3 separate regions of the Homo sapiens genome follow, and all the other regions are linked to region 2. A link is a loop called in an ENCODE intact Hi-C map of the cell type or tissue named here. Cell type or tissue: IMR-90. All regions are shown on one strand. Links, peaks and the distances in the headings refer to the core of each region. The heading gives the core; the rest is flanking DNA.

Region 1 (7,752 bases), core at 2,359-6,358, 120 kb after region 2:
AAATGTGTACATGTATATATACACACATACATATGTCCACATGTGTATGTACACATATAACCACAATCATATATTTGTACATACTCATTTTTCTTAGAATAAATTTCTGGAATTATGAAGATGTAAATGGATATGAATGGTTTAAATTCCTTAGATGTAGATTTTAGCTATTTTTCCATACGTTATCATCAAAAACGAAACACTGACTACCCTGAGAAAGAAGAAAAATTGAACGAGTGTGCCTTCTTTTCCTCTCTTGCTTACTTCTGAGTGTCTTACTTCTCACTTCTGTCAATATAAGTTATCAAATTATCAATATGAAAATCATGGTAATAACATGAATGACTAAAATCAAACAAACAGGTAAGTATACAGTGATATAACCTTATGGTTAAAATGTTAGATGTTAAATTTAAAGGATAAGGGAAACTTGAGTATGATATCAATTATATAATACTACTATATACATTTAAATGCATGTATACACACATGTAGCATGCAATAGCCAGTATCTACTGAGGTCTGTCATATAATTGGCACTGTGCTAATAACCTCATTGAATATACTTCTCATGTAGTCCCTGGCAATAACCTTACGAGATGGGACTGCCTGTATTTTACAAATGAGGAAACTGAGGTTCAAAGAGGTCAAGAAACTTCTCTGGGCAATACAGCTAGGAATGACGGAGCTGGGATCTTACTCTAAATCTGGATGCCTCCAGAGGCCTTTGTTCTTAGCCACTATGCTATATTGGCACAAGAAAAAAATACACTGGATGGAAGTATGTCAAAATGGTGGTGGTCAAGTTCAGAATCACTTTTGTAACCTTACTTAAATGATTCTGTATACTATAAAACATTGACATAGGATACGATTTACTTTTATAACCAGAAATAAATTAGTGAATAATAAGTATTGCATGCAGGCTTTGTGACTCAGACCCAGGTGGCCTGGATCACTCAGACCCTCCGTAGGAAGACCATTATTATTATGCAGAAACCCTTGGGTTGGCCATACTTTTTTTCCTCTTCTGTCTTGTAGCTGAGGTGGAACAGCCTCCTAATGAGGCAGATGTCTTTTTAAAGTCCTCCAGTTTTCTCTAGAGAATGCTAATTACTCCCAAACCACCCCCTAAAAAAACTCCACTCACTTTAACTAGAAATTATAAAAAAGGTATATCCAGATGTCAGCAACAAAGATAATATTTTTTAAACTTGGAAAAAATAACTGTAACAATATGCATGGAAAACTATATAATTCATTCTTTTGGATAGGCCAAAATAAAGTCTTTTTTTTTTTTTTAAGGTTGTTGAGGGCAGATTAACTAGTGCTGAGTGTGTATATTGTCAATATTGTAATAACTTTGTAGTTGGAAGATAAAATAACTTCTTTTCAAATATAAGCTAAGGTATGAAAAAAACTTTAAAATGTTCTTGGCCGGGTACAGCGGCTCACGGCTGTAATCCCAGCACTTTGGGAAGCCAAGGCGGGTGGATCACCTGAGGTCAGGAGTTCAAGACCAGCCTGGCTAACAAAGTGCAACCTCGTCTCTACTAAAAATACAAAAAAAAAAAAAAAATTAGCCAGGCATGGTGGTACATGCCTGTAATCCCAGCTACTTGGGAGGCTGGGGAAGGAGCATCACTTGAACCTGGGAGGTGGAGGCTGCAGTGAGCCAAGATTGTGCCATTGCACTCTAGCCTAGATGACAAGAGCGAAATTCCATCTCAAAAATAATAATAATAATAAAGTTCTTAAGCTTTTCAGGGGCAGGGCAATACGTTTTTAATAAGACTAAGAAACACTATGCTAAACCTGATTCTTGAGGGAGCCAACCAATATATTAGAAAGCCACATGACTGGGCTATATCTTTAAGCCCCACAGAATTGCTTTCATTGAACTGCACTTTGGTTACAGACCACCAACCTTCACTGAGAAATGATATGGCATGACTTTATGGGACATGGTACTGAATGTGCCATAAAGAATGTAGAGCTCTCCAGAACATCACATCATAGCTGATGCATCCATCACAGAGCAATACCCAAATGAGAAATGTCTCTTTGGACTCAGTACTTAGAAGGGTTATTTCTCCTGATTTTACTTTATGGCCACCAAATCATGAACGTTATTGTGTTTTACATCTTCATTAACTGCTAGAAAGTATGTCTTTACCTGACTCCATGTCATTTTCTTAGATTTCTTTTTCCCTTTCCCTCCTTTTTCTTGCTTATTTTAAACTCAACTTTGTCCTCTGAACTGAATGCATCTTTTTAAGCTGTCTTAAATACTTTGTTTTGAGACTGGGTCTCGCTCTGCCACCCAGGCTGTAGTACAGTGGCACGATCACAGCTCACTGTAGCCTCCACCTACAGGCCTCATGCTATCCTTCCAACTCAGCCTTCCAAGTAGCTGGGACAAGAGGCATGCACCACCATGCCCAACTAACTTTTGTTTTTTGTTTGTTTGTTTGTTTTTTTGTAGAGATGGGGTTTTTCCATGTCATCAGGCTGGTCTCGAACTCCTAAGCTCAAGCAATCCATCCACTTTGGCCTCCCAAAGTGCTAGAATTATAGGTGTGAGCCACTGCACCAGCCAAATCCTTTTTTAAATAAAAGATTAAGTATAAATAAACAGGCACATACTCTGTACACTTCTGTAAGACTGTTTATGTAAGACTGCTATTGGACATAAGAACCACCCAACATGAATGAAACCAGCATGTTTCCTATACCAAAAAGAAAATAAATTTTCATTTATATTTTAACAGTGAGATTGAAACAATCTAAGGTCTCTCACCCACAGGCCATTCTGCAGACACTCAGGTTACAACCTGAACCCAACAGAGTAGCTGGCTTATGTACAGGCTCATGATTACATCATGATTATGTGTTTCCATGCCACTGTGTTCAGGAAGTAAGCGGTCTGGATATAAGATTTCTAGCCATCCTTGAGGTGAGTGGACAGAAGGAACTGTCAGGTTAGAGATGCAGCATTTCAAAAACAAACAGAAGGGATGAAGGAAGGGGAAGTGAAGGAACAGGTAAAGAGATATGAGACTCAGAGAAGAGTAATGTCTCTGTAGCCAAAATTAAAGAAAACTTCAAAAAGAAAGTACTAGATGATACATTCTTTAACAGATGACTAATATTCCTGGCAAAAACTTTTTAAAAACTAAGTATACATTTAAATACATAACATTCCATCCTTTAGCCTTCAACCTAACAACATCAATTCCTTTAAAACAGCATTTTTGAAAAGCTGGTTTTTTTTTTTCCATCTGTACTCAAAATGGTACATCTATGGTGGACACACCCTAAGATGTTCCAAAATGAGTCACACTCTTGTGTAGTCCCCCTTCCCCTGGTGTGTGAGCAGAACCTGTAACTTGCTTCTAGCCATAGAATACAGTTATAGGATGCCACTCCCTTGATTAGGTTCTGTCAAATAGCAAAAGTGAAGGGGTTTTGCATATGTAATTAAATTGACAATAAATTGCTCAAAAGGGAGATTACCCTGGGTCAGTTGGACTGACTTAAGTGAGCTCTCACAGAGGCCAGAGACTGGAAGAAGTACAGATTTCTCTCTCTCTCCCTCTATCTCTCCCTCCCTCTCTCCCTCTGCCCACCCCCTGCCTCCGCCCATTGCTGGCCTTGAAGATGCAAGTTGCCATGAATTCTACAGTCACAAGGAAATGAATTCTACCAGCAACCTAAGGAACTTGAAGCAGATCCTTCCCTAGTCGAGCCTCCACATGAGAATGCAACCCAACTGGTACGCAGACTTCAGCTTGTGAGACCCCAAGCACAGAACCCAGCTAAGCATGCCTGGACTTTTAACCTACAGAGACTGAGAGATAATTCATGGGTGTGTTTTAAACCACTAAGTCTGTGACAATTTGCGATGTAGCATAGAAAATGAATACAACACCTAAAGACAGAGACAATTTGCATGGGAATTGCCTTTTAATCCACTAAACAGAAAAAAATGTAACGGAAACTTCAGACTCCTCTCTTAACTTCTCACATCACTTAGCCAAGTTCTCCCACATTAGATGTTCCAGATACTTAAACTAAAGCAGCTGTCACCATATCCAAAATGCTTCGCTGGAGAACCATCACATGACACCACTGTGGGAGTTTCAATGCTTGCTGGCCCAAGGAAATCTGCCTCCAATAAACCAGGAAATGTTTAACCCAGACAGCCTGTAACTTCCACAATTTTCTAATCAGCCACCAGAGAGTCCTCTTTAGATTGTCATAGTGACTCAGCACACACACATCAATGCCTTCAACCCCAAAGCTGCACATCTATGTACGTAGTTGTTCTCCCTTCACCTACTTGGGCATGAAAATCACCAAATGAGCACAGAATCAGCAAACTTTGTATAGGCCACAAAGGAGGAGGCAACGTTTCATTTCCATTTTAGCACTGAGATCAAAACACAGCCAAAGGCCAGGCTATTCAGCTGAGACTTGATTCCATAATAGCATGTTCTCTCTGCCCTGCACAAAATTATACCCTGATTATGTATTTCCATGCCATTGTGCCCAGAAGGTGGTTAGGCAGCAACAGCTCTAGCATGGGTGGAAGGTTTAGGCATCTGAATATTTGGAAAAGTAGAGAATGGGGGGAAGGGAAAGTTTGTCTCTTTTTCTGAAGCATTTTTCTGTCAACTGGAAATCAAACTTACCAATGCTTACATTATACTTTTCTGAGTGATGAATACAATGCTTTGGATGCATAGTTCAAGTAAGGTCGATAAGCAATTTATCTTTTGAAATTATTTCTAATGAGAGAGCATTGGCAATTTTTTTCAACTGTTGTGATTTTTATGCACTAATTAAAATCATTATAATACTTATATATACTAGACACAGCAGAAATAGCAAATTTTCATTGTTTAAAAAGACATCAGAGAATAACAATCTTCTTTTCCTTTTTTTCTTCCCTTCCTCTTTTGTTTTTACCTTTTGAAATACTAAAGGCAACAAAATAGCAAGTAATGAGCACCAGCATTGAAACTACAAGTCCTAGGTTAGGGTATGGGGTCTAGCAAATACTTAATTTCCTTCAGTAATTCACGTCATCTCTCTGAATCTGTTTTACCATCTCTAAAATGGGTAAAACACTATCTGCACTATCATACCTACAATTTCATAAAAATCATCACAGATAATATGTCTACAAAGATATTGTAGTATATATAAACCAAATGTGGCCAGGCACAGTGGCCCATGCCTGTATTCTCAGCACTTTGGGAGACTGATGTGGGAGGAATACTTGAGGCCAGGAGTCCCAGACCAGCCTGGGAAACATAATGAGACCCCATCTCAACAACAACAACAAATTTTTTTTTTTTTAATTAGCCAGACGTTACGGCGCTTGACTATAGTCCTAGCTGCACACGAGGCTAAAGTGGGAGAATCCCTTGAGCCCAGGAGTTTGAAGCTGCAGTAAGCAAGGATCGCTACTGTACTCCAGCCTGTGTGACAGAGCAAAACCCTGTTTCAAAAAACAAAACAAAAAACAAAACAAAACAAAAAACAGGGTGAGGTAGGACGATGGCTTGAGACCAGGAGGTTGAGGCTGCAGTGAGCTGTGATCTAGCCACTGTACTCCAGTATAGGTGACAGAGCAAGATCTTATCTCAGTTTAATTAAAGGAAATTATATGAATGTATTTTTCCTTTCAATATTTATGTTTCCTCTCATGAACTGACAAACTAAACTTTAAGAGCCAGTAGTTTATTACTCTGTTCCTAAAGACATTAAAATAGTTAAAAGTAAATTACGAAATTACTGTCAGAAAAATATAGTAACAGTTAACATTTAATAAATGTCAGACATTGACTAAAGGGCATCACATAACTTTTCATTTGATTCTCACATGAAGGAAGTCAATTATCTCTATTTTACAGATGAGGAATCTGAAGTTTCAGGAAGTTAAAGAGTAAGTAGTAAACCTATGATAAAAAAAATTAAGCAGGTTAATCCGGAGTCCACAATTAACCACTCAACTGTTTCAAATACATTTTCCGGGTTGATACTCCAAGAAAAGGAGCGATGAGATGTGGTCTCAGCATACAGGTGGTCTTGTTGTTATAAAGCAGAGTGTTCCTAGTGAGCTAGGAGACCTGATGTGGAGGACAAGCCCACCCACATTGCAGGGAGACCGCCACAGACAGAAGCTAATGGCCAGCCACATGAAAGGCATGCCATTAGGGCAGGTTATGATGGACGTAATGCTCCCTGGAGTTGTGAACTGAAGAAGTCCTGTAGAATTTAGAACACATCAATTGACCTACAGCCAGCTACCAAACCACATCAGAGCCTACGGGGCTGCATCTAGGTCTGCAAAGGTCCAGAAGTTACAGAGACTGCTGCTGCTTGATGGTGAGTATGCAGAGAGCGGACCTGAGCAGCGGAGAAAGTAACCAGAGAGCTGGAACCAAGAAATAAAAGTAGGAACTGGGGAAGAAGAGTCAATGAGATGAAAGAAAACAAAACTGAAGTAAAGCCAGAAACCAGAAATACTGTAAGACTCTGGTTCCCAAACTGTGCCCCCAGGAACCTTGGGGTGCCACAGTGAATTCAGAGGAATGCTACTAGATATTTTTAATTTGAGGGCAGCTAACACTCGACATCTCTCAGACACCCTCTGAACTACGAGCATAAAGTAGTTCAGCGCTTCAACATTAAATGGCATTACATTCCTTTCAATGACATCATGTCCTTGCAATATGATATCTGCTATAATAAAAATGAAGTGTAAACATAAAACTCAGTGTGGAACAGAAAATGAAGATGGTGGTTTCCAATCTGAATTCAAGTTTTGAAAAGTTGTGCAGTGCCCAACAGGTGCATACATACCTTAGTAAATATGAAGGATTAGATAAAAATGATAATTCTTTCAATTTATATGGTTTTGTTTTACAAAATGGCTACTAATTTATCAGGACCTATATACGTATTAAGTTGAATTAACTAATTAAGTTGAATATACTTATTAAGTTGATTTAATAAATGAAACTGTTAGGTATTTCTTTTAGCTTTGGGGCACTGTAAAAAAACTGAGACAGTATGAGCACTGAACTGAGACGTCATGGGAATATTACTTAGGGATTAAAGTTGTCTAGGGAAGATAGAAAAGTAAAGGATCTCAGCAGTGAGTTGCATATCTGTTTTCAAGGTCTTATTATTATATTATTATTATTATTATTATTATTATTATTATACTTTAAGTTCTGGGGTACATATGCAGAACGTGCAGGTTTGTTACATAGGTATACACGTGCCATGGTGGTTTGCTGCACCCATCAACCCATCATCCACATTGGGTATTTCTCCTAACGCTATCCCTCCCTCAGCCCCCCAACCCCCAACAGGCCCCAGTGTGTGATATTCTCCTCTCTGTGTCCATGCTTTGACATGGCAACACCACTCAATACAAAGGAGACTTGCCCCACTGAGTCCTAGAAGCATCATGGGTCCTGACCCTTGTGGTCTGGTCCTGCTCAAGACATAATAAAGATCTGCCACAATGAGGATTAATTCAGGGACTTTAGATTTCAGCATGGCAATATGATAATCTGATGAAAACAAGTTATGTATCATGTATTTTATAATAGTACCTACCAAGTACTTATAAACTTGGCATCTTATACAGACGGTCCCTGACTTACAATGGTTTGATTTAGGATTTTTTGACTTTATGACAGTGTAAAAGTGATACACCCATTCCTTAGAAAC
Region 2 (7,752 bases), core at 2,112-6,111:
GCTCTGCACCAAGCAGACCTAATAGACATCTACAGAACTCTCCACCCCAAATCAACAGAATATACATTTTTTTCAGCACCACACCACACCTATTCCAAAATTGACCACATAGTTGGAAGTAAAGCTCTCCTCAGCAAATGTAAAAGAACAGAAATTATAACAAACTATCTCTCAGACCACAGTGCAATCAAACTAGAACTCAGGATTAAGAATCTCACTCAAAGCCACTCAACTACATGGAAACTGAACAACCTGCTCCTGAATGACTACTGGGTATAGAACGAAATGAAGGCAGAAATAAAGATGTTCTTTGAAACCAACGAGAACAAAGACACCACATACCAGAATCTCTGGGACGCATTCAAAGCAGTGTGTAGAGGGAAATTTATAGCACTAAATGCCTACAAGAGAAAGCAGGAAAGATCCAAAATTGACACCCTAACATCACAATTAAAAGAACTAGAAAAGCAAGAGCAAACACATTCAAAAGCTAGCAGAAGGCAAGAAATAACTAAAATCAGAGCAGAACTGAAGGAAATAGAGACACAAAAAACCCTTCAAAAAATCAATGAATCCAGGAGCTGGTTTTTTGAAAGGATCAACAAAATTGATAGACCGCTAGCAAGACTAATAAAGAAAAAAAGAGAGAAGAATCAAATAGACACAATAAAAAATGATAAAGGGGATATCACCACCGATCCCACAGAAATACAAACTACCATCAGAGAATACTACAAACACCTCTACGCAAATAAACTAGAAAATCTAGAAGAAATGGATACATTCCTCGACACATACACTCTCCCAAGACTAAACCAGGAAGAAGTTGAATCTCTGAATAGACCAATAACAGGCTCTGAAATTGTGGCAATAATCAATAGTTTACCAACCAAAAAGAGTCCAGGACCAGATGGATTCACAGCTGAATTCTACCAGAGGTACAAGGAGGAACTGGTACCATTCCTTCTGAAACTATTCCAATCAATAGAAAAAGAGGGAATCCTCCCTAACTCATTTTATGAGGCCAGCATCATTCTGATACCAAAGCCGGGCAGAGACACAACCAAAAAAGAGAATTTTAGACCAATATCCTTGATGAACATTGATGCAAAAATCCTCAATAAAATACTGGCAAACCGAATCCAGCAGCACATCAAAAAGCTTATCCACCATGATCAAGTGGGCTTCATCCCTGGGATGCAAGGCTGGTTCAATATACGCAAATCAATAAATGTAATCCAGCATATAAACAGAGCCAAAGACAAAAACCACATGATTATCTCAATAGATGCAGAAAAAGCCTTTGACAAAATTCAACAACCCTTCATGCTAAAAACTCTCAATAAATTAGGTATTGATGGGACGTATTTCAAAATAATAAGAGCTATCTATGACAAACCCACAGCCAATATCATACTGAATGGGCAAAAACTGGAAGCATTCCCTTTGAAAATTGGCACAAGACAGGGATGCCCTCTCTCACCGCTCCTATTCAACATAGTGTTGGAAGTTCTGGCCAGGGCAATCAGGCAGGAGAAGGAAATAAAGGGTATTCAATTAGGAAAAGAGGAAGTCAAATTGTCCCTGTTTGCAGACGACATGATTGTTTATCTAGAAAACCCCATCGTCTCAGCCCAAAATCTCCTTAAGCTGATAAGCAACTTCAGCAAAGTCTCAGGATACAAAATCAATGTACAAAAATCACAAGCATTCTTATACACCAACAACAGACAAACAGAGAGCCAAATCATGAGTGAACTTCCATTCACAATTGCTTCAAAGAGAATAAAATACCTAGGAATCCAACTTACAAGGGATGTGAAGGACCTCTTCAAGGAGAACTACAAACCACTGCTCAAGGAAATAAAAGAGGACACAAACAAATGGAAGAACATTCCATGCTCATGGGTAGGAAGAATCAATATCGTGAAAATGGCCATACTGCCCAAGGTAATTTACAGATTCAATGCCATCCCCATCAAGCTACCAATGACTTTCTTCACAGAATTGGAAAAAACTACTTTAAAGTTCATATGGAACCAAAAAAGAGCCCGCATCGCCAAGTCAATCCTAAGCCAAAAGAACAAAGCTGGAGGCATCACACTACCTGACTTCAAACTATACTACAAGGCTACAGTAACCAAAACAGCATGGTACTGGTACCAAAACAGAGATATAGATCAATGGAAGAGAACAGAGCCCTCAGAAATAATGCCGCATATCTACAACTATCTGATCTTTGACAAACCTGAGAAAAACAAGCAATGGGGAAAGGATTCCCTATTTAATAAATGGTGCTGGGAAAACTGGCTAGCCATATGTAGAAAGCTGAAACTGGATCCCTTCCTTACACCTTATACAAAAATCAATTCAAGATGGATTAAAGATTTAAACGTTAGACCTAAAACCATAAAAACCCTAGAAGAAAACCTAGGCATTACCATTCAGGACATAGGCGTGGGCAAGGACTTCATGTCCAAAACACCAAAAGCAATGGCAACAAAAGCCAAAATTGACAAATGGGATCTAATTAAACTCAAGAGCTTCTGCACAGCAAAAGAAACTACCATCAGAGTGAACAGGCAACCTACAAAATGGGAGAAAATTTTCGCAACCTACTCATCTGACAAAGGGCTAATATCCAGAATCTACAATGAACTCAAACAAATTTACAAGAAAAAAACAAACAACCCCATCAAAAAGTGGGCGAAGGACATGAACAGACACTTCTCAAAAGAAGACATTTATGCAGCCAAAAAACACATGAAGAAATGCTCATCATCACTGGCCATCAGAGAAATGCAAATCAAAACCACTATGAGATATCATCTCACACCAGTTAGAATGGCAATCATTAAAAAGTCAGGAAACAACAGGTGCTGGAGAGGATGCGGAGAAATAGGAACACTTTTACACTGTTGGTGGGACTGTAAACTAGTTCAACCATTGTGGAAGTCAGTGTGGCGATTCCTCAGGGATCTAGAACTAGAAATACCATTTGACCCAGCCATCCCATTACTGGGTATATACCCAAAGGACTATAAATCATGCTGCTATAAAGACACATGCACACGTATGTTTATTGCGGCACTATTCACAATAGCAAAGACTTGGAACCAACCCAAATGTCCAACAATGATAGACTGGATTAAGAAAATGTGGCACATATACACCATGGAATACTATGCAGCCATAAAAAATGATGAGTTCATGTCCTTTGTAGGGACATGGATGAAATTGGAAACCATCATTCTCAGTAAACTATCGCAAGAACAAAAAACCAAACACCGCATATTCTCACTCATAGGTGGGAATTGAACAATGAGATCACATGGACACAGGAAGGGGAATATCACACTCTGGGGACTGTGGTGGGGTCAGGGGAGGGGGGAGGGATAGCATTGGGAGATATACCTAATGCTAGATGACACGTTAGTGGGTGCAGCGCACCAGCATGGCACATGTATACATATGTAACTAACCTGCACAATGTGCACATGTACCCTAAAACTTAGAGTATAACAAAAAAATAAAAAAATAAAAAATAAAAAATAAATGCATGAATACCCAAAAAAAAAAAAAAAAAAAAAAAAAAGAAGGCATTTCAGCATGCAAACAAGTAATACTTTTAGGAATTACACTGACTTCATTGTAATGCATAGGAAAAATAAATAATTCACAAATAAAAAACAAACAAACAAAAAAAAAGTTTCAGTGGGGTCAAAGGATTTTTAGAGTTAGGGCAGTCGAGGCAGTGAACTAGGGTGAAAAAGGGAGGAAGTGATGAACAACAGGTAGAGTAACTGAAAATGAGATTATGGGAGGTATACAAATGTATGGAATGACAAAGTCAGGGGTATGACAATGTGAGTGATTAGCTGAAGTTGGGCAGAGGTCTAAGGAAAGGAAGTAAAGTAATTTAGTGGTCAGGATATTGGAAGGAATCTAGATAAATATTAAAAGCAAGAATTTCTATAGTAGTATCTCGAATAGTTTCTGGCACATTGTAGGCACTCTATAAATATTTGTTCAATAAATGAATAAACGATATTAAGTACATAACAATTCATCTTGAAAACACTTCTTCCATTTCCTCAACTCCTAAACATTCATTTATTCATTCTTCATCACACAAAAATCTGAATCTGGCTTCTGCCCCCTACCCTCCTTATTTACTTTCTCAAATAGTATACATTTAGTCATTAAACAAACATACATACATGCATATTTTCAAGATTATCAAGCAATTCCTGTTTCAACTTTTCTTAAAATGTTGACTCTGTATTCGTATACAGTTTATAACATCCTGAATTCCTGAAATTGATTCAAACAGAAACTATGTACAGTTTTCCAATTTAACCACAGTAGCATGCTTATACATCACTACTTGGAGTTTTCTCTCATTTTTATTGTCCAACAAGAACTGAAACTTATGTTGCCGTTTGTTAAATGCTATATCTAAATTCCATTTGGATATCCAATGAACACAGGTTCTATTTTTTATCAAGTATACATAAGCAGTAATCATTCATGCAAGTGATTCCACTACTCTCATAGTTTCTTGTAAGTTAATCCCAGTGAAATAAGATGACAATAGTGGAAGAAAGGGGAATTGGGAAAATCCATAAAATTCACTTCTATCAATAAAAGAAATCTACTTTGTTTTATATATTTGATACATCAGCCACTTATTGAACATGTTCGTATCTTAAAAATTGTTTCCCTTTTATTGAAATCCTAGTGGATAATGGTTTTGTAGTCATAAATTGGGAAAAATGGTATAACTAAAGAAATATGCAGAATTTTAGAATGGGAGTAGGCATTGAATATTATAGACTCTTACGGAATATTCTGGCAGTGGAGCAAACAGTAGAACAATCAGGTGAGATTATTCATTGAAGATGTCATGCTAAAGTTTAAAGACATGGCTTGGGCTAGGCATGAGGTTTTCTTATGCCCATCCATCTATGCATCCATCCTTAAATCTATCCATGCATCCACCTATGCATTAATTCATCCATCCACCCATCAACATATATTGAAAACCCATAGTGAGCCATGTGTAGTATTAGACCTGAGGTTACAAGGATGAATAAAATACAGTCTTCCTCTCAATAATTATTATATTTTGAAGTCCCACCTAAGAGTTGGGTTGGAGTAATTACAATATAGAAAACATTTTGAGGTCTTAAATAAATGTATATACATATATAATTGTAAATTATATCTATACACATGTATATATAATTGTTCATAATAATCACAAAGTAGAAATCTTTTGTATAGTATTTTCTTTATCAGAGTGGAAAATTTCATTAAATCAATTTAGTTCAAAACTTTATTTCTCAGAGAAATATTTTGTCATTTTTTTCCAGTATAAGAAATTATTTTTAAATCAACTCAACCAGCATAACAATGGTAAAGCCAGTTGATGAGATAGGTAAGTCCCTGTTAACTAAAGATTATCCAAAAAGGATCCCACAGAAGAAACTTCTAAGTATTATCCAGTTGGTATTTCTTTATTTTTTCCCTTTAGTTTACAGAAATGTGCTAATTGAGGTCCTTGGAATTAAAAATTAATGCCAAAATAAATAAGCCAAGATAGCAGTATTCCTCATTTCTCCTCTTTTTCAAACAGATACTTTTAACTTTTGCCTGAAAAAACCCAATAGATCTAATAATCTATTTTTAAGATGATGTGAAATTATGCCCATCTTATCTAATATTCCAAGTTCTCCAGTTTCCCTCTCAAATATATCAAGACTTTAAGATTTGAAAATGATCTTCTGGCTTTAAATCTAAGACTTTATTTATATTAACTTTTTTGGTAGCATGAACATTGTAAAACCTAAATTTCAAAATGTTTTACTGCAGCAACTTAAATACTTCATCTAAGACACTTGAATTGTATTTGTTATTGTTTCCAAACTTGATACATCTTTCTTATTAACATCCTTCATAGAAGTAAACAGAAACAGACAGCAATTACATTACATACTCAGAGCAAGCATCCATTCATAAATTAACTCACCAAACATTATGAGGCATCTGCTCTGCCAGACACGTGGTAGGTGTGGGGAATTTTTAAAGAAGAATAAGGTTCAATCTCTCCTTTCAAAGTGCTAAAACGTTGGGGAGAAACCTCAAATAGTCAAATGATTATAAAATAGGATGGTAGGTTCTCTGTGAAAGGATGACAGTAGGAAAATCTAACAGTTACTGGAAGGATCAGGAGCTGAGGCACCCTAGGGAGAGTGATAAACTGAATCTTAAAGGCAAAGAGGAGATGTTTAGGCAGAGAAATAGGGTCAGGGTTCAACCATGGTGTTGTCAACAAAAAACCAGGGCCTCCAGATTTCAGAGAGAAGAGCCACTCCAGAGAACTGATACACCATGTACTTATATGCACCATGAACTTGATGCACCATGTACGATGTACTTATGACAAGTGCCCAGGACAACAGCGCTCTGCTGGAAGTCCTCAAAAACTTTAGCCAAGGGACAGAAACCCCACTACCCAGAGTGCATTTCCTAGCTGAGACTCCTTTTGTGTTGTGATTAAAAGGATACAAATATTAAAAAACAAACATACGACAACAACAACAAAAAACAGGGCTTCATATGTTCTGACATGGTCGTTTGCTTTTGGAGTGCTCTTTCCATTGTTTCATTGTAGAAACTGAGACTAACAGGGATGGTCTTTTGGTTCCAGGAGTGTGTGCTGTCGGGAAGCCAATGTGCCTGCTCTTTGAATACATGGCCTATGGTGACCTCAATGAGTTCCTCCGCAGCATGTCCCCTCACACCGTGTGCAGCCTCAGTCACAGTGACTTGTCTATGAGGGCTCAGGTCTCCAGCCCTGGGCCCCCACCCCTCTCCTGTGCTGAGCAGCTTTGCATTGCCAGGCAGGTGGCAGCTGGCATGGCTTACCTCTCAGAACGTAAGTTTGTTCACCGAGATTTAGCCACCAGGAACTGCCTGGTGGGCGAGAACATGGTGGTGAAAATTGCCGACTTTGGCCTCTCCAGGAACATCTACTCAGCAGACTACTACAAAGCTAATGAAAACGACGCTATCCCTATCCGTTGGATGCCACCAGAGTCCATTTTTTATAACCGCTACACTACAGAGTCTGATGTGTGGGCCTATGGCGTGGTCCTCTGGGAGATCTTCTCCTATGGCCTGCAGCCCTACTATGGGATGGCCCATGAGGAGGTCATTTACTACGTGCGAGATGGCAACATCCTCTCCTGCCCTGAGAACTGCCCCGTGGAGCTGTACAATCTCATGCGTCTATGTTGGAGCAAGCTGCCTGCAGACAGACCCAGTTTCACCAGTATTCACCGAATTCTGGAACGCATGTGTGAGAGGGCAGAGGGAACTGTGAGTGTCTAAGGTTGAAGACGTTCAAATAAAATGCTGCAGTTTCCTCTCAGACTCTGTGAGCCAGGGGAATCCTACACCAGAGGCCCAACAAGACCCACATAGGAAAGAGTAAGAGTAAACATGAGTAGTGTGTTGTTTGCTTCCCAGGGAGAGCAAAGACAGTGCAAAACCCATGTGGTAGACGGACCCATTGAAAGCCAGTGATTGGAAACACAGGCTAGGAAATGTGTCAGATAATGGAGACAACTATTCTTCTTCATGAAGGTTTGTAATACACACTGCACAGGGAAGAATGTCATCCTGTTCAGTTTCCAAAGTAGCTGGTCACAGAGTAAAGCTCTGCTGTATTAAATTTTAATATGAAAT
Region 3 (7,752 bases), core at 2,359-6,358, 150 kb before region 2:
AGGAGATATACCTAATGTAAATGATGAGTTAATGGGTGTAGCACACCAACATGGTGTATGTATACATATGTAACAAACCTGCACGTTGTGCGCATGTACCCTAAAACTTAAAGTATAATAATAAAGATTTTTAATAGCCATTATATAGAAATTAAATCACTTGATTTTTGTATATAGATCTTGTATCCTGTTTTGAAAAAAAAAAAAAGAAAAGATCCTGGTGCAACTTTTCCAAATAATCCTTTCTATTCACAAAATTGTGATAACTTTATCATATACCAAATATGTATGTATATGTTGTATATACACGCACACACAACACATACATAATGGTACATGACATATATAGACATATATATATATACATACATGTACACACAGATATATGTGTATATATGCATGTAAGTGTGTGCATACATATTAGTATATGTCATTTTTCTGGGCTATCAATCATACATGCTGTTGGTTCTTTTGCCAAAGTTTTATTTTACAAATTACCATAGCTACATTTTTTTAAATCAGGTAACAAAAGTTCTACTTTGCAAGGTCTGATTATGAGGATACATGTTATGATAAAATACCATCTTTCAACAATCAAGTTTGTAAGCAAATATTTAAATGAATTTTCCAGAATAAACTTTTATGTAACTGTGATCTTTAAACATTGCTCACGTGTATGAGGAGTGAGAAGCCTGATGCCTGTGAGTCAGGCTGTGGACTGTACTATGGCTCGTGCCACCAGCTGGCCTATTGCATGACAGAGAATGGTCTCCACAAGTCACAAATTACATCTGTTTATGCTTCTATTTGTTAGACAATCTGGCACCGGGAACAGCTGAGCAGAAGGATTTGAAAACAGCTTGTTTGATTGATGTATCTAGAGTTATCTCTAAATCCAAATAAAATGTTAAGTGCTATCAAGAAATCATAAATCAGGCATGTCTCTCTTTGAGCTATGAGAAGTTCTTGCTAAAGCTTTTATGACACCCATTTGAAAGAAATACAATTGGCTTGTATTCAAAATAGGATTTAGGCCTGTGTGTACCACACGATTAATTAGGTCACATTTTTAACCCGATTCAGCTGTGAGATAGCACAGGGCCTAGCATGTAAGTCATGGTGATGGAAAAGGTTGGAACTAGGGTTTTCAACCAGGTAAGAGAAATGTAGAGAGCATCAGGTACAAATGCAGAAGGTGGTTGATACTAATGAGTATGTTCGAAGAGTAGTTGTGATCAATGACCTCTGTTTACGGGGAGCAAGACGCCAATCAGAACAGGCAACAACACAGGGAAGCTGAGTGCCAACTACTAGGACATCACTTTGGCGGGATCCCAGCACTGAATCTTCATCAGTTATGACAAGAAAATTTTACATGCTTATGTCTGTGAAAACTCTAAATGCCCAGGAGACAGTAGAAATGCACTTTTTCATTAAGCAAAACTTTTGGGGAAAAAAAAAAATTCCAGGCCAGGCACTGTGGCTCATGCCTGTAATCCCAGCACTTTGGGAGGCCAAGGTGGGAGGATCACTAGAGCCCAGGAGTTCAAGACCAGCCTGGACAACACAGCAAAACCCACATCTATACATTTAAAAAAAAAATTAGCTGGGCATAGTGGTGTGCTCCTGTAGTCCCAGCTACTCTGGAGGCTGAGGCAGAAGGATCACTTGAGCCCAGGAGTTCGAGGCTAGAGTGAGCTATGATTGTGCCACTGCACCAGCCTGGGCAAGAGAGGGAGGCACTGACTCAAAAAACAAAAACAAAACATTTCTGTATGTGTTGTATTAGGTGTTGCCAATTAATATCAGCTCTGCCTAACTTAGGCTGAAAAGGAATTACTAGAAGACTGTTGTGAAGTTTATAGTATCAACAGGAAGGCTAGAGAATAAAACTTGAAAAAATGGGTAAAAGCCAAGGAAAGCTAGGTGGGAGGCACAACAGTTTAGTCAAAGTCATGCCTAGGAGCAGATGGGCTCTGGTGACATCTTGTCACCAATACTGCTGCTCCAGACTCGGCTGCTGCTGTGCACCATGACAGTGAATGTATTCTCCAGTGCCTTTTTGCTTTGGCTTGACTTACTCAAGAGTCAATGCCATGGTCAGGAGCATCCCATTGGCTGATCCTGGTCACGTGCCCACCTGGCTTTGCCTGCAAGGGGAAGAGATCTGGAACCGTCAGCTTCTTTAATGTAAGGCTGGATTTTGACTTCTTCTCAAGTCCCCAAGTGTGGGAGGGGAGAAGTTCTGGATGTTAAGTAGCAAAAAGTACACACACACAAGCATACGCACACAAACATATATATACTATAACTGAAATTTTAACATTTTGAATACTTATTACTCACGTAATAAAATTTTGTTTCTTTTTTTTATAATAATTTACTTTTATTTTTCTTAAGGTCTATTTTTTCCACTTTTGATGAAAGAGTCTCTTCTGTTCATTCATTCTTTTGTTAAAGGCCTAATACATCTCCCTATAAGTAGGATGCCTGGATTCCCCTTATATTTTCCCATACTTCACTTGAGTCTTCATAATGAAGCCTAATCTCTAACTCCTTCATCCAGTAGCCCAGATTGAGTGCATAGTGATCTGGGGCCGTAGGTAGTCCTGGCAGGTACATCTCATTTCAGGAGAGTTTTTCATCTGTGTCTCTCAACACTTACCTAACGGTGCGAAATCATTTATGGCTGTACCCCATTCCTGGTGCAGTATATGAAAAACTATGAGAACCGAATGAAAATGTGCCTCCTGCAGGAGATCGTTCCTCACCTGCCTTCATCAACCCCCAGTTTTAGCATTCTGAACAGTTAGTGACCTAGACCTTGACAAAAGTTTTCCAATGTCACCCTTGCCAGCAGCCAGTGACTTGATAAAGCCATCTATGGCCCAGACCTCATGGGATAGCTACTCCTGAATCCCGTTACACTCTCCCTAGGCAGCTACAGCACTGAAATCTGGTGAGCAGGCAGCCTCTGCCAAAGGCCCTCAAAGAACGAGATTTTCCTCTGATTGGGTGGTCCATTACTTATCCAAGTCCTAGACTAGATAAATAATGGTATCTATGACGTTCAAAATCTCTTGTTAATTTTTGAAAGGTTCTGCTTTCTAAGGTAAGTGATTTGCAAGCCAGTCCTGCTCAGCCTTCTTCATACATGTCTCCTCTGCCCTGTAAGTAACAGAAATTCTAGCATTTGGATGGTTCCCTAGTTTCTGATGTGAATGTAGTCATTTCACCATTTTCTGGGTGATTTCACTAGTTACTGGGGGAGAACATGTAAAATATCTGTCTGTTGTCAACTGGCCACTTTCCTCCAGAACGCAAACCGATACCAATTTGTTCTCTGATTTTATTTCACCTCTTTGAATCCTTGTCTCATGACTTGCACTTGGCATTCAGGGAAAGGTACAAGGGAAAAACAGACTAGGCCAGAAAAGACATGGCATGTATCTCTCAGATCCTGACATCTTGTAGGCTGTTTTCTGTGAGCTCTGCTGCTCTCCCTGCCTTCACATCTACCCAGTTAACAACTGCTTAGTTCAAGCACTGTCCTCTCTTTGTGGGGCGGGGTGGTCATCTCAGACTGCCCCCATGATTGCCTAACTCCTGTAAGTGCCCATACTCTGTTCTCCCAAGAGCTCTAAACATGCCTAACACTTATTGCACTCTCTCATAGTTGTTGATATAGTCACCCATCTCCCTAGCCAGACTGTGAGTTCTCTGGTAGAGACTAATCCACCTGTCACCGCATTCCTGGCGTCAAGTTCAGTTAGTTAAATGAATAAATAGGTTTGGAAAAGAGATGGGAAAGAAAAGAAGAAAACAATTTATTAGAATATCTAGATTTTTTTCTAAATTGGTAACATTCAAGATTAATCATGCTTTGACAGTTTGGAAGAACAAAAGTGAAGAATAAAGAAAGAACTAAACTGTGATACTGATAGCCTTATTGTTTCTGCTCTGTTAAAAGTATAGTACATGTGTTGGAAGTGAACTTACTGATTGTGAATAACTAATAATAGAAAATAATGATAGAAACATATCTTCTGATGACAGTTTCTGTATAATTCCCATTTCTTTATAATAAATACACTGTTCTTCAGTGGTAGAAAAACTAATTGTTCGCTGTGAAAATGCTACCCATTAGCATCACTGTTCCTAAACAATATACAGTCTTCTCTTATATGGCTCTCAGCTGCACGCTGCCTGGAAGATACTTTAGACATGAGCCAGCTTTTTACATATAACAAATGCCCAGTAAGAGGCACTTAGAATTCCAGTTGGACTGAACTTGCCCCTTCTCCAGAGGGCACATAAATGAATACATACAAGGAAATCCCCTCCCATCATGCACACACATATGCCCGCACGCAATCCTCGGAGCAGCTGTGTTATATTATAAATTGGAGGCCTTTTGTTAGTTCAGATGTTTCAGGTCTGCAAAGGCACTCTGGAGAAGAAATAAATATTATGAGTAAGTCTCGTTTCCATGCTTGTAGTGGGGAAATACTTTCCAGCACAGTTTACTACGGTTTTATACTAAAACAATCTCGTAAAACAATACCAGCATTACTCACTCAGCACATGACTGCTAAGACAAGAATGGTGTCTGTTTTATTCCCTAAATATTCAAAACATTATTTCATTCAGACTCTGTCCCAGATAGACTTTCTTTTCAGTAAAACTAACCAGAATAATCATGGATTGTGTGCTCACTAAATCTATTATTCTTTTTTTAATATAAAATAATTCGTCTTTTTTCCCACTTTACCAAATATTGCATATTTATAAAACTTCACCAATAAGAGAGATCCAATACAAGCATTTAAAGGAAAGGCAGCTTGGAGCTGGGTGGGAGCTCAATCTGGAATCCAGGTCATTCCATTTAAGGATCTGGTCTTCTGCTTTGAAGGCTCAGGATCTGAAGTTGCTTATAAGCTTGGTAACAAGAAGAGAAGGTACTGGAGATAGGTATAAATGCACATTTATTAATTTATAAGGGGAGAGGACTCATAATAATCAGTATACTAAAAGTCTACATAATAAGTGCATTCTCCTCTTATTGTCAAACTATACATGAAGCCAACTGATAAGATTTTATTAAATATGAAGTCAGAATAAGGGTACACAGAGAAATTTATTTTAATGGCACTGGCCTAAGAGAGATATATTTATCTCCCTATGAGATCTTGTCAAAGGGATTAGAAACACTTTGCCATGCTCTTACCAAAGCCTGGCACATTCTCCCACCCCCATTCTCTGCTTACTTTTAGTAATCCATTTAATCTTAGCTTAATTATCACTTTCTTAGAGAAACCATTCCTAGTCTTCTTATCTAAGAAGGGGCCCTGATGTATACTCCAGAGCACTCTGTAATTTTCTTTTGTAACACTTGTCTCAATCTGTAGCTCTACATTTATTTGTTGTTTTAAGTTTTGTCTGCCTCTAGATTGTAAGCTCCAGGAGAGCACGCGTATTTGTTTTGAGCTCTACTATTCTCAGCATCTAGCACAGTGCCTGGCATAGCTAGGAGCATTCAGTACACATTTGTTGAATGAATACATGAATGTACAAGGTAGCGGCTGAGAGCACAGGTGCTGGATTCAGGCTTCCTTAATTGAAATCATCTCTCTGCTTCTTAATAACCACGTGAGGCTGCAAATTACAAAATTAGTTTCCTTATCTGTAAAATGAGAAAATGATAGTATAATACCTACCTCATAGGTATTATACCATCTAATGAGGATTAAATTCCAATGAGGATTAAATAATAGATACAAAATACTTGGAACAGTCAGTGATTGGCACAGAGTAAGCACTCAAGCAGAGTTAGCTGTTAATATCATCTTACAAAGAATAATTCTAAGAAAAGTCGAAAGCCTAATTTCTAAAACTCAGCTTTCTTGGGACGTTACTGGAATAGTACTATCAATACTAACCTCTGGAGATATTTATTTATGTTTCCAAGGTTTAATAGAACCACCTTTTTTATTATAAAATTCTTAAATTAAATAAGTGACTATTAAAACAGATTATACCAAAGCCCTTTCAGCATGAAATAATTTTTTTATTATACTTTAAGTTCTGGGATACATGTACAGAATGTGCAGGTTTGTTACATAGGTATACACATGTCATGGTGGTTTGCTGCACTCATCAACCCGTCAACTACATTAGGTATTTCTCCTAATACTATCCATCCCCTAGCCCCTCAACCCTTGACAGGCCTCGTGTGTGATGTTCCCCTCCCTGTGTCCATGTGTTCTCATTGTTCAACTCCCACTTATGAGTGAGAACATGCGGTGTTTGCTTTTCTGTTCTTGTGTTAGTTTTCACATGAAATATATTTTATCTTATTTTCACAATGTTTTGAATGTACTGATGTGTACTGATCTATTATGCATAGATTTCAGAACTTAACTCTGATGGCAACTGTGTTCTTATTTCCAAGTTGTTGGGAGGGACATCTCTGTAACAGTGAACTATGAACAACAATATTACAGGTGGAAATCATAAAATTTAGAAAGGAAAAAATAAGAACATAATAACTATATATATGTTCTATAACATATAACTATATAATAACTTTTTTATTTTATAAAAAAGAGGTGGTCATTATTGTATTTGTTTTATATTGTTGTAAGGGCTTTACTATGGGGCAAAACACCTTATTTAACAATTATATATTATTATGTTGTAAGGCAAATCTTGGTTGTTAAGTTGGCTGTATAGTTGTTAAGAGTCTTACTCTCTGGCTCATTCATTCAACATTTATTGAGTGGCTAATAGGGCTGGTTTATGACATTTTGGATTTGCACTAAAGCATGGTACAAACAAGATTCTGTTTTTTGATAAATTGGTATTTTGATCATCACAACTTTTATCAATTATTTTTTATGTATTACGTCTGTTATTTTCAATGACAAAATACTGACAACAATAATATATGAAAATGCATTGCTAAAATGACCAAAGTAAGGGCAACCACCCTTTTCAAATTTTCTTATCCTGTATATACCTGTAGTGCACCCTCTGGTCATTAGCTGTAGCTGCTACTCAAAGAGCTTATTTTCATTCACAATTGAGCATCTTTTACCTGGAATTAAAATATTCATTTCAAAACATCTTCTTTTCTTTCCTTTGAGGACATTATAATACTTAATCCTAAATCGGGACTTTAGGAAGTGGCTTTCTATATTTGAGCCTTAATTTGTTCACCTTCTCACTTGTTGGAATCTCCATCCTTTTATTTTCTCACATAGGGGCTCTGCTGTTTTCAGTCCCTAAGACAAGGTTATATCCTGTGTCCACATGAATATCCCACAGATTAAACTAGTGCACTGTCCTCAGAATTGAATCAAACTCAAATATCTTGTACAATTACTCATCTGTTATTCACTTTCTCCTTATCAAACAAAAAGGACTTATAAAAACTATAATTTGTATACTTGAATTATCAATTATAGAGAGATGTGTTAAAAATCTTCCACAATGGTTATAGATTTGCCATTTTCTCATAGTAATTTTATAAACTTTTCTTTATATTTTATAATGACTATATTATTAGGTACACATACCTACAATATATGATAGCAGGTCAAGAATAGACATTAATGAAACACAATGTATATGTATAAAGCATATTTATTATTCCACTCCCACTTATGTGCTCATGAGAGACATCAGTAATTAATCACAGCACTCCATTTTGATCCTAAAGTTGTTCCAGAATATGTTTTAACACAGTGCCCT

The links. Peaks named below come from ENCODE experiments on the same cell type or tissue, not always from the same donor. Only the 100,000 strongest peaks of a DNase experiment are listed, where the experiment ranks them.
Region 1: a loop joins it to region 2, with 3 times the contacts of the local background. A loop is called at or near these places in 2 of 110 quality-filtered maps.
Region 3: a loop joins it to region 2, with 5 times the contacts of the local background. A loop is called at or near these places in 3 of 110 quality-filtered maps.

Annotation. Positions count from the first base shown.
Region 1 is chr9:110,915,621-110,923,372 of GRCh38, forward strand. The region is part of intron 5 of LPAR1 (lysophosphatidic acid receptor 1); the gene reads right to left. Among named protein-coding and RNA genes, the nearest start is that of LPAR1, 120 kb to the right of the region's middle. In IMR-90, for the core only: no CTCF peak of the experiment used is centred there; DNase peaks (open chromatin) are centred at 2,881, 3,291 and 4,281; H3K4me3 peaks cover 299 bases; H3K27ac peaks cover 2,841 bases.
Region 2 is chr9:110,793,594-110,801,345 of GRCh38, forward strand. MUSK (muscle associated receptor tyrosine kinase) reads left to right here. Exons shown (of 15, transcript NM_005592.4): 15 at 6,713-7,752. The coding sequence ends at 7,395. Among named protein-coding and RNA genes, the nearest start is that of MUSK, 130 kb to the left of the region's middle. In IMR-90, for the core only: no CTCF peak of the experiment used is centred there; a DNase peak (open chromatin) is centred at 4,178; H3K27ac peaks cover 2,073 bases.
Region 3 is chr9:110,646,786-110,654,537 of GRCh38, forward strand. No RefSeq gene overlaps it. Among named protein-coding and RNA genes, the nearest start is that of MUSK, 18 kb to the right of the region's middle. In IMR-90, for the core only: no CTCF peak of the experiment used is centred there; DNase peaks (open chromatin) are centred at 3,686 and 4,416; H3K27ac peaks cover 2,898 bases.